Linked DNA regions of Homo sapiens: region 2 is linked to region 1. Evidence: chromatin contacts called from ENCODE Hi-C or POLR2A ChIA-PET data. All regions are on one chromosome and are shown on one strand. Each heading gives the region's core, a stretch centred on a gene start or an enhancer-like site at or near the end of the contact. The rest is flanking DNA. Distances are from core to core; before and after follow the strand shown. Region 1 overlaps TSC22D3 (TSC22 domain family member 3). Region 2 holds the start of MID2 (midline 2).

Evidence for each region. Hi-C counts contacts between places; a loop is a spot of excess contacts on that map. ChIA-PET counts read pairs that join two places held with the same protein, here RNA polymerase II (POLR2A). Pooled maps may share reads with other maps.
Region 2: a pooled map shows a loop between it and region 1 (2.9-fold over the local background). The contact joins the promoter of MID2 here to the enhancer-like site in region 1. A Hi-C loop is called at or near these places in 2 of 168 maps with a recorded cell type or tissue (CD4-positive, alpha-beta memory T cell and naive thymus-derived CD4-positive, alpha-beta T cell) and 17 of 50 pooled maps. POLR2A ChIA-PET finds 5 or more read pairs at or near these places in 11 of 52 experiments (CD4-positive, alpha-beta T cell, CD4-positive, alpha-beta memory T cell, CD8-positive, alpha-beta T cell and 8 more).

Annotation. Positions count from the first base shown.
Region 1 is chrX:107,709,729-107,715,281 of GRCh38, forward strand. It overlaps TSC22D3 (TSC22 domain family member 3), which reads right to left. Exons shown (of 3, transcript NM_198057.3): 3 at 3,493-5,021. The coding sequence ends at 4,791. Among named protein-coding and RNA genes, the nearest start is that of TSC22D3, 63 kb to the right of the region's middle. Within about 2 kb of position 2,168, at least 26 of the 41 ENCODE cell types and tissues checked have a DNase peak (open chromatin) inside an H3K27ac peak, as active enhancers do; they include CD4-positive, alpha-beta T cell and CD8-positive, alpha-beta T cell, where a contact is called at or near this core.
Region 2 is chrX:107,823,595-107,829,147 of GRCh38, forward strand. MID2 (midline 2) reads left to right here and starts at 2,272. Exons shown (of 10, transcript NM_012216.4): 1 at 2,272-2,836. The coding sequence starts at 2,833. RefSeq lists silencers at 2,690-2,879, 3,040-3,089.

The sequences.
Region 1 (5,553 bases), core at 918-3,417:
CTAGGAGGAGAGGTGCTGAGAGTTGAAAGCAAGATTTTCCAGCATAAATAGGATTGATGATGTGGATGATGTGAGGGCAACTTTGCAATAATTTTATCATTTTTTTTTTTAAGACGGAGTTTCGCTCTTGTTGCCCAGGTTGGAGTGCAATGGTGTGATCTTGACTCACTGCAACCTCCGCCTCCTGGGTTCAAGCAATTCTCCTGCCTCAGCCTCCCGAGTAGCTGGGATTACAGGCATGCGCCACCACACTCAGCTAATTTTGTATTTTTAGTAGAGATAGGGTTTCACCATGTTGGCCAGGCTGGTCTCGAACTCCTGACCTCAGGTGATCTGCCCGCCTTGGCCTCCCAAAGTGCTGGGATTGCAGGCGTGAGCCACTGCACCCAGCCAACTTCACAATACCTTAAAGGACAGTGGATCATGCACCTTTTTTCCTATGGTCTTTCTGGAGTCCTTCTGCTGATACTCCAGGTCCCAGAGGCCCTGCCCCTGGCTTCCTTGTCGGAGCCCTCCTGGAACACCCTCCTCTGTGGCCATCCCCAGCTTGAAAGCCTCACACTTTGTGTCCCAAGCAGTCCTTGTCTGGAAATAACCCATCACCCACATTTCTGTTCTAGTCTACTTTTTCTTTAAATTGACAGACACAACTAAAATTGTATGCATTTGTGATGTTTTGAAATATATACACATTGTGGAATGGCTCAATCTAGCTAATTAATATATGCATTGTTGTTTTAGCTTTCAAATCCATGTCTTTGATTTTGTAGTGAATATAATTAATTCCTTTAAGGCCCACTGAATTCACAGCCAGTGTTTGTAATTATGTGTCCTGCCGCCCCCCCCCCGGCCCCGCCCACCCGAGTCTCTCTTTCTCTCTCAATGAATACCAAAAGTTCAAGTACTATAGAGTTGGGGGAGGTTTGAGAATATTTTTGACATAAAAAAAGGGCCCTTATTGTCACTAAGGTTGGGAACCACTGCCCCATGGGACATGTGGGAGCCATGGGAGTAGCACTAAGTTCTCTGGCTCTCAGTTTTCTCGTCTGTCAAATGGAGGTAAATCATAACTGCCTCTTTTTCTAAGGGCAGGAAACAGAATGTTTTGTACTCGGAAGCGGGGCCAGGGAGCAGTGCTCTTGTGATCCTTGCTGCTATGCTGGGAAGCCTCCATGAGGATGAGATGAGAGAATAGATGGGAGGGCACATGCAGAGGTGGCAAAAGCAGGCAGGGGATGCATACTCCTTCAAGCCTCATTATTATTTTCCTCGTTCTGGGTCCAGCTGGACCAGCTGAGCCCAGAAGCCTAAAACCCATGGAAGTCTTTCCAGGAGCAACGTGTTCTTTTGCCTTCCTCCACCCTTAGTCACTTTTCTGTGGAGAAACAACAACAGAAAGCAGCTCCTGTATGTGACTAAGAAACATCTACAAACTTCCTCTTATCTAGCCTAGTAACTGCTGTGGCCTCAGAAGTTGCAGTGTTTGTCTCTGTTTAGTCAGCGTTGCCTAGGAAACAAAGTTGTTCTCTCTTTACCACTATGTGACTGTGGGGCCAGTTTTTTCCCCTTTCTTGTAGAGAAAGGCTTGATGACCAGAGAGGTTTGGGGCGTTGTTGGGCTATTTTCTAGGTTTCCTTTTTTCATCTGCTTTTTCTCATTCAGCTGCAAGTCTGGCATGGGAAGTCTACAGAAGATGAACCAAATAGCCACAAAGTCTCTGAGCTAATTTTGAAAGGTGGGGATTTGGGAGTAAGTGGGGACTGGGAGAGCTGGTCAGGGTGAGGAATGGCTGCCAGGGGGCTTTGAATGCACTCGTTTGAAGTTTGTATCTGTACCAGCAGCTGTGGAATCTGCATGCCATGAACCAGTTGGCAGGTATAGACAATGAACCTGGCATTATGAATAGCAAGGTTGGGAGCAGGTGGGGAAATTGGGATTTGAGAGGCCAGCAAGCAGGAGTTTGCAATGTTCTGAAGGGTTTTGGTGATTAGAAAAGAACAGGTCAGCTGGGTGCAGTGGCGCATGCCTATAATCCCTGCACTCTGGAGGGCCAAGGAGGCAGGTTGCTTGAGTCCAGGAGCTCGAGACCAGCCTGGGCAACATGGCGAAACCTCCATCTCTACTAAAAATACAAAAAAATATATATATTCAGGAGTGGTGGTGCACACCTGTAGCCCCAGCTACTCAGGAGGCTGAGGTGAGGATCATCTGAGCCCAGGGAGTTGAGACTGCAGTGAGCTTTGATGGCCCCACTGCATTCCAGCCTGGGCAACAAGAGTGAGACCCTGTCTCAAAAAAAAAAACCAAAAAAAAAAACCCAAAATGTCAACATGTATGACCTTTACAGAGGAAGAAGCATGTCATTTTGATTACATTTAGGCAGTGGTTGATGTAAGGGGCGGGGGGCAAGATATCTTGGTCACCCTGAGGTTTGTGGCTCAGGAAAATCAAGGAGTTCTGTTTCCCCAATTTCAAGTGGGAAAAGGATAGGTATATATGCTACCAGAAGCTGAGATGGAATGGAGTCACTTGAAGAGAGGTGATCGTTTCCCTTGGGAACATAGTGGGCTTAGAACACAGCTCAGGGTCCAGAGGAAGTTCAGGTTAGGGCGTGGTAAAGGAGACACTAAGCACTCATCAACAACCAATCAGAGAAATGCTAGGTCTCTGGATGCTGGGGACATGGAGCTGGGAAAGGGTGATGGGTGATAATGAACCCCAAAGAGAGGTGGAGGAAGGAATCTGGAGCCAGGAGCCTTAGACTTGGCCCTACCCACGTGGTTGGTGGGTTTGGTGAGAGAACTTTCAGCAGTGTCCCTGAGAACTTTCAGCAGGGACTGAGGATATCTTTCCTTGGCTGGAAGTAAGGGGAAGAGCAAAGGAAAGGGGGGTGGTTTTGCTACCTCATACATTCTCCCTCCTTCTCTTACTAGAGCCTTCTTAGCTCCTTTGCCAAGTCAAGTGTCACATGTGGATTGGTATTAAGGAGAATGCATTAAGTGAGCCCAGTGATGTTTTCAGAAGACAGAAGAGGCCCACGCCTGTTGATTTGGTTCCGCTCTTCTCGCTCCCTCCTATGTATACCCTGCCTGTTTCTTTTGGGCCTTCCTCGGGGTATCTTTCCTCCCAAATCACCCCCTCAAGCTACAGTTGTGTGTTATGAGTCACCTTGCCACTCACTCCGAAGCTCTCATATGAAAGCGGAGCAGGAGAGGGAGGAAGGATCTGGGCTTGAGTCCTAATTCCCGTAATAGCCATGTGACTTTGGGCAAGTCACTTAAACTCGCTGAGTCTCAGTTTCTTTATCCAGACAGTGAGGGCAAACAGCATGTCCTTCATATGAGTATTGTGCAGATGACACGAGATCACGGCTGCAGCATAGGCCTGGCACTGACAGGGTGCTCAAGGGATATTCAGGGGGTCAGCAAAACAGCCCCTACTGGGTGAGGGGCCTCTCCCACCCAGTCCATTTATACTCAGTCAGACACCAAGTTTATTTTTAGAAAAACAGAGCAAAGTTTATTGAAATTTCAAGCTACATTTGGAAAATCAAAATCCAAATCCTGGAACCATACATCAGGATAAGGTGTCAAAAAGTGGAAAGTGTTCACTCTCACAAAACCCGCTACAGACAAGCTTTCTGGGCACACCTCCCAGGCTCCATTGGATCAAAGCCATCCCCTTGTTCATCCCTCATCCACAGTAGGACACCATCCTTCTGTTCACTTGAAAGTTTTCCACAATAATTACAAAACAAAACAAAAAACGTTTTCAAATGACACTGTGAAGCCCAAACTGATCTTCTCTCAACCCCATTCTATGTAGTCAGCACCAGTGAATGGTGGGTTTGGCATTCAAAACAGGACTTCACGTTTCAGTGGACAGCTGGGGAAAGGGTTGCAGCAGCAAGGCATCCGTGGCCGCATTCAGAGGCTGGCCCCCCTCCTTGCCTTTACTCTCGAGTCTTACTTAACCTAAAAGACAAACTGGGTCAACTTGGTAAATGAACACAGTCAAAGACTTAGCCATAAGAGGTAAGGGACCAGTCAATACTCCCAAGGCTGGTTAGGCCCTTCAACATGTAGGTGGATGTGTATATGTATACATCGCTACACTAAGATACAGATCTAGCCCTATGGGTATATATACGCATTTATGGCTATATAGAAAAACTATGCCAATACTAACCAAACAGAACTTTGTAAGCGGTCATCCCAAAGCTGTAATCCCACACTGGGCTGTGCACAAAGCCATGCATTATACCATATTAACCAACAGAAGGCTGACTTGGCTCAATCTCTCCCATCTGTGTCCCCTGCCTTCACGAAACAGAGGAGAAGAGAGAGGTTGCCTCTGCTTAAAACACAAGTGGCTTCTTCATAGGAACAGTCGTTGTCAGGTGAAGCTGTTGAAGATGTCCATGGAGATGAGAAACAGACCCCTTAAACTTTCTGGAGCAAACTGGTGTCACACCTCAAACTACCCTTCTCCTTTGCCAGTTGCAGCTAAGTTGCCCAGGCCCTGGGAGCCCCCAGGGCGCAGTAGCATTAGAGGCTCACTGGCTTGGTGTTACTAGGCCCCATGCAACTCAGCCTCCAGAGACCTGCTCTTGTCAGGGGTCTGTCGCTGGAGTGGACCCAGGTGGCCATGTCCTTAGGACATCTCTTGGCACCAGCTGTGCTAGGTGTAAAGTTCTCCTCGTGAGATGATGCTTGGGGAGCCAAAAACAAACTGGAAAGAACTAGGTAAAACAAGTTTAGTGGCTCTGCCCACCCTGAGGACAGAGCCACTTACACCGCAGAACCACCAGGGGCCTCGGGCACTTGTGGGGATTCGGGAGCTGGCTCTTCAGGGCTCAGACAGGACTGGAACTTCTCCAGCTGCTCTGGGCTTGCCAGGGTCTTCAACAGGGTGTTCTCACGCTCTAGCTGGGAGTTCTTCTCCACCAGCTCTCGGATCTGCTCCTTCAGGATCTCCACCTCCTCTCTCACAGCATACATCAGATGATTCTTCACCAGATCCTGCCAATGAGGGAATCATAACAAAGCCATTCCTTAGCCATCGTGGCCCCTCTGCAGCACCTTTGCTCTGTCATTGGTGTGCCTGTGCTGTCCTTAATGCCAGGGCCCTCCAGCCTTCCCTCAGTGAACTGGTCTGGCAAGTCCAATTCCTCGTTCACCTTTCTCTGAAGCACTTAAACCCTCATTCAGGAGAGCTACATGATTTGGCTTATGCTGGAGTTGAGAGCCCAGCTTTGAACTAGATAGGTTCTCCCCTGCAAGTTTCTAATGACTTTCAAAGCTGGCTGCTGAGGGGCCTTTGGGGTGACACTTCTGCTGTTTGCCAGTGGTTTGCTATGTCCCCCTTTTTACATAAGCCCCTACTGCTGCCGATCCAGATCTGGGGGAAGGGTAGACCTGCAATGCATCCCATACTGTTTGTCTGCTGTACAAATCTTAACCAAGAGAATAAAATTGGCTATTTTAGAGTCTCCTCCCCTCCATATGACCCAGCACATTGAATTGCAGCTGTCCTGCAGCCGGCCAGTTAGCA
Region 2 (5,553 bases), core at 1,022-3,521, 110 kb after region 1:
TATTGTCAACCACATGCATATTGTTGTGCAACAGATCCCCAGAACATCCCCCTCATCCTGCATGACTGAAATTCCACACCCACTGAACAACTCTTTCCTTTTCCCTCCTCGCAGTCCCTGACAACCAGCATTCTACTTTCTGTTTCTATGAGTTGACTATTTTAGACAGTCATATAAGTAGAATCATGGAATATTTGTCTTTTTGTGACTGGCTTATTTCACTTAGCATAATGTCCTCAAGGTTCATCAACTTTGTAACATGTGACAGGATTTCCTTCTTTTTTTGAAACTGAATAATATGCCCTTGTGTATATATACCATATTTTCTTTATCTATTCATCTCTTGATGGACATTAAATTTGCTTCTGCCTCTTGAATGATGCTGCTGTAAGCGTGGGTTTGCCAGTATCTTTTTGAGATCCTGTTTTCTATTTGCTTGGATATATATCTAGAAGTAAGATTGTTTAATCATATAGTAGTTCTATTTTTAATTTTTTGAGGAACCTCCATACTATTTTCCATAGCAGCTACACCAGTTTACATTCCCTTGCATAGTGGCTGTACCTTTTTACAATAGTGTGCAAGGGTTCCAATCTCTCCACAACCTTAACACTTATTATTTTCTGTTCTAATTTTATTTTTTGTAGAGACACGTTCTATTCATGTTACCCAGGCTGATCTCTAACTGCTGGTCTCAAGTGACTCTCTTGCCTCAGCATCCCCTCCTGAGTAGCTGGGATTACAAGTGTGAACCACACCTTGCCGTATTTTCCTGTGTGTTTGTTTTGTGTGTGTGTGTGTGTGTGTGTGTGTGTGTGTGTGACCATCCTAATGGATGTGAAGTGATATTTCATTGGGGTTTGATTTGCATTTCCCTAACAATTAGTGATGTGGATCATCTTTGCATATGCCTGTTGGCCACTTGTATATCTTCGTTGGAGAAATGTCTATTCAAGTCTTTTGTCCACTTTTAAGAGTTTTTTTTTTAATTGAGCTATAGAAGTTCTTTATACATTCTGGATATTAGCACATTATCCGATATATGGTTTGCAAATATTTTCTATCATTTTGTAGGTTGCTTTTTCACTCTGTTGATTGTGTCCTTTCCTGTGCAGATGTTTGAAAGTTTTATGGTCCCATTTACCTATTTTTGCTTTTGTTGCCTGTGCTTTAAGTGTGACTCACTAACTTTTACTTCTCTTAGGGGCCAGACTTTCATCAGGAGAGCCTGGTTGTGACTTTTGTCTTGGTTTCCACCTCAGTGCTCTCTAGCACATTGTTTAACAGGAGTGTTGACTGATTACTATTGGTTCCCTGAAGGGATATACCAAGAGATACCTCAATTTTTCTGGACTTGTTCCTATGCACAATGATGGGAGGCGTGTGTGTGTGTGTGCTGGGGTGAGTCTTCCCATTTTCTCATTTCTTTCCCCTTCTTCTCCCTTTTTGCCCCAAGTTAGAAACAGAGTCTCTTATGGGGCTTCCTGCTCTTTCCCTCTCCCATCCACCTTTTGAGTCGGGTGGTGGTCTCTGAGCCAATGACAGGTCAGCAAACAGGCTGATTCCAGACCAATGGGAGGATGCTGGATTCCAAATGGACCAATTAGCTTATTAGGGACCTGGAATAGCTGGATAGCTAGCATCTGCCTCATTGTCCATGTGGTAACGACCCTCTTGTTTTACTGGTCAACAATTTGAAGGTACAAGAAAAATCCTACTTTTTTTTTTCTTTTGATGGTTTTAATCCACCTCCACAACTTCTGCCCGAGGCCAATAAAACACAGCCATTCTTTTTTTGTAAAAAGAAAGAGAGGTTCGGTTTCCTTCAATTGTCTGCCCTTTTCTATCTCCTCCACTATTTTTGTTTTACTCTGTAGTTAACTTTGCATAGAGCAGCTTCATAGGGAGGATCTCTGCGGTGGACCCGGCTCTCTCTTCTTATTACCCGTTGCAAAGGCCTCTTTCTTGTTCTAACCTGGGGGTTTGTGGGGTTGGGGGACAGGGGGATTGGGGAGTGGGAGAAGAGTTTAGCCATAGCCTTCCTTCTGCATTTCACACACATTTAGCTATCTCTGTCGCTCTGTCACACACACACACACGCACATACACACCATACACACACACACGCACACCCGTCCGGGTCCCTCTCGGTGTGTCTTCCTTCAAGATGACAGGGCGCTGGAGAAAAGGCTGCTGGAATCAGCTGGTAGGTACAGTAGTAACCCGAGCCCCACCCACCGGCTGCCTTTGCTTGCTCAGGTTTCTCCGGTCACTCCTGCCAGGGGAGAAGACATGTAAACGTGCCTCCAGAGGAAGGGCTGGGGGAGCTGGGAGTGGCGGGGGCGGCGGAAGGTGAGCCTGGGAAGGTGGCCGAGCACCCCTTCTTCTTGGGCCCTTCCCAGTGCTCCCTTGGGGTGTCAGCCCCAGCCCCGTTTGCCCCCACTCCGCCTCCCTTTTGGAAGGGATTGCCTTTTTTTTCCTCTGCGGCGGCGGAAATGACAGTGTGGTGCTGCCGTGGTGTCATGGTGCTGCCCCTGGACTGAGGGGCGAAAACTCTTAAGTTTAGCTCGGGAGGCCCAGCTGCGGTAGCATCGCGGCCGCCGTGCTGTCCCCTGCGGGGCGCGCGGGCTGGCGGATCCCGGCTGCTGCGCGGCGTCGGCGACGGTAGCGGCAGCGGCGGCGAAGGCGGGCGGCGGCCTACAGTGGTAGCGGCGGCGGCGGCGACCGGGGCCCGGGAGCTCGCGCCGGAGCCCGAGCCAACCCGCTGCGGAGGCAGACGAGAGCCCAGCGCCCTCGAGCGAGCGGAGGAGATGGCTGGCACCTGGGAACGCTATGGGTAAAACGCGCCCCCTCGCCGCGGCCCTGGAGGTCGAGCGTCGTAGCCCTCGCAGGGCTAGTCTCCGGCTCCGGCCGCTTTTCAGGTGCCGCCGGGGCCCGGCGTTGGCCGAGGGCTCTCCGGCTCGGCGAGGCAGGGTGATGGGGCCCGCGAGGCTCGAAACGGCGACGGGGGCCCCAGCTCAGCTCCGGCTCTCAGTCATGCTGTTGGGGCCCGGGTTCCTGCCACTGCCCTCCTGGGACGGAGTTTGCACTCCGGGGTGCGGGGCGGGGGCGGCCGAGGCCTCTGCGCAGCCTGGCCGGGCCCGGCGCGGGCAGTCGAGCGAATCCCCCGGCGCCTGGGCGCGAGTCTGGGAAAGGGCACGGCCGCCTTCCCACGCTCCCGCAGCCGGCAGCCTCCTCGGCCCAGGCGTCGCCCCTTGGCCGGCCGTCTGCCGGGCGGTGCTGTCGCAGCAGCCGGCGTGGCTGCGGACGCCCTGCCGGCGGGGAGGCCCGGTGAAACTTAATCCCTTTTCTGCCAGGGAGCGATCCTCGAGTCTCCGTCTGGATGGTTCCTTATTTCTGGCCTAGCTGTGAAATCAGCTCTGTGGGGGAGAGGGAAAACTTACATATGTCCACAGGACAGACTGCGACGCAACCAGGGAGAGTGGGGATTTTCCATTCCTGCCTTGTAAGAATTAAGTAAATAACGGCGGAGTAGATTTACAGAAACATTACTGGTGATGATAAGGTTTAGGTTACTTAGCACTTCGTGTGTTGCACATTATTTTTCAGAGGTGTTTCTTCTTAGAGCAGGAAATTGAAATCCTGCAGTCGTTGTACTCTTTACTTTCTCTCTTCCACGGTCCCCTACCCGTTTTCAGGATCACTCACCTTCCTATGTCACAACGCTTACTTGCCTACCCAAATCCCCCAGCAGAGCCCCTTGGACCCCAGCCTTTCCCCATCAACGTGTGCACTCCCAGCCTCCCAGCCATGCAGCATCTTACTTCTCAACCACTTTGCCTTTTTGAGGATTTCTGAGTGTGGGGCGGATAGATGGTGATGGTTGTGTGTCTCTGAGGATGAGCCCTTATAAAGGAATATATTGGAAACTAAATAGAGAAGTACTGTGTGTGGGTTGATCCCTCTGATTCTCAAGTTGGGCCAGAAGGGCTGCCTTTAACCCCATTCTGCTCCGTCCCAGTACTCTAATCAGTTCTCTGGCAATATTCCAATAGAAGGGAGTTGCTGAATAGGGAGTTCTCCTCCCCTACTTTTCTTCTGTTTGGGGAGTGGTTTCATTGTACCCCAGATGGTTAGCTTCCCCCTGCCCACCCCCGACCCTCACATCCCCCTGTCTGTCTCCTCTCATGACTGTACTGAGGGAGAAACTGTCTTTGCTATTTTTATATATTCTTGCCCAATCAATGAACTTAACATGGATATGTAATGTGAATTAGATTTTTCCTGGTTGCTCCTCACAACTTGATTTATGTGTTTGTTATAGTTTGGATATTTATCCCTGCCCAAATCTTATGTACAAATGTAATCCCCAGTGTTGGAGGTGGGGCCTGATGGGAGGTGACTGCGTCATGGGAACAGATTTCTCATGAATGGTTTAGCACCATCACCTTGGTTGACTGTGAGTCCTTGTGATAGTGAGTAATCTCTCCTGAGATCTGGTCGTTTAAAAGTGTGTGGCACTTCCCCCCAGCTCTCTTTCTCCCTTGCTTCTGCTCACACCGTGTGAGAATCTCCTGCTCCCCATTCGCCTCCCTCCATGATTGTAAGCTTCCTGAGTCCTCCCTAGAAGCAGATGCTGGCATCACACTTCCTGTACAGCCTGCAGAACCATGACCCAATTAAACCTCTTTTCTTTTCTTTTCTTTCTTTCTTTTCTTTTTTTTTTTTTTTTTTTGAGACAGGGTCTTGCTTTGTTACCCAGGCTGGAGTGCAGTGTCACATTCACAGCTCACTGCAGCCTCCACCTCTCGGGCTTAAGCAATCCTTCTCCCTCAGCATCTCAAGTAGTTGGGAACACAGGTGCATGCCACCACACCCAGCTAATTTTTGTATTTTTTGTAGAGATGGCGTTTTGCCATGTTGCCCAGGTTGGTCTGGAACTCCTGAGGTCAAGCTGTCTGAGGGCCTCGCCAAGTGCTGGGATTACAGGCGAGAGCGACAATGCCCAGCCTACCTCTTTTATTTATAAATTACCCAGTTTCAGGTATTTCTTTAAGGCAATGCAAGAATAGCTAATGTAGTGGTTAAAACACAGGTCCAGGAGTCAAGAAGATCAGAGTTCATCCCAAATATGATGATACATTGGCTTATGGCTTTAGGACATTCCTATGACTTTTCTTTCATAGTTGGTGCACTTGTGTAAAAGCTATAATATTGTGTACTGGGTATTGTTAGTCTTGACTTGGTCCTTTGAAGATGAAAGGGTTCTGTAAACCCTCAGCATTATACTTTTTTTTTCCTTTGAGACGAAGTCTCGCTCTGTCACCCAGGCTGGAGTGCAGTGGTGTGATCATGGCTTGCTGCAGTCTTGACCTCTCTGGCTCAAGCAATCCTCCCATCTCAGCTTCCTTAGTAGCTGGGACTATAGGCACACACCATCACACCCGGCTAATTTTTGAATATTTTGTAGAGACAGGATTCACCATGTTTCCCAGTCTGGTCTCAAACTCCTGAGCTTAAGGGATCCACCTGCCAAGTCCAAGTGTTGGGATT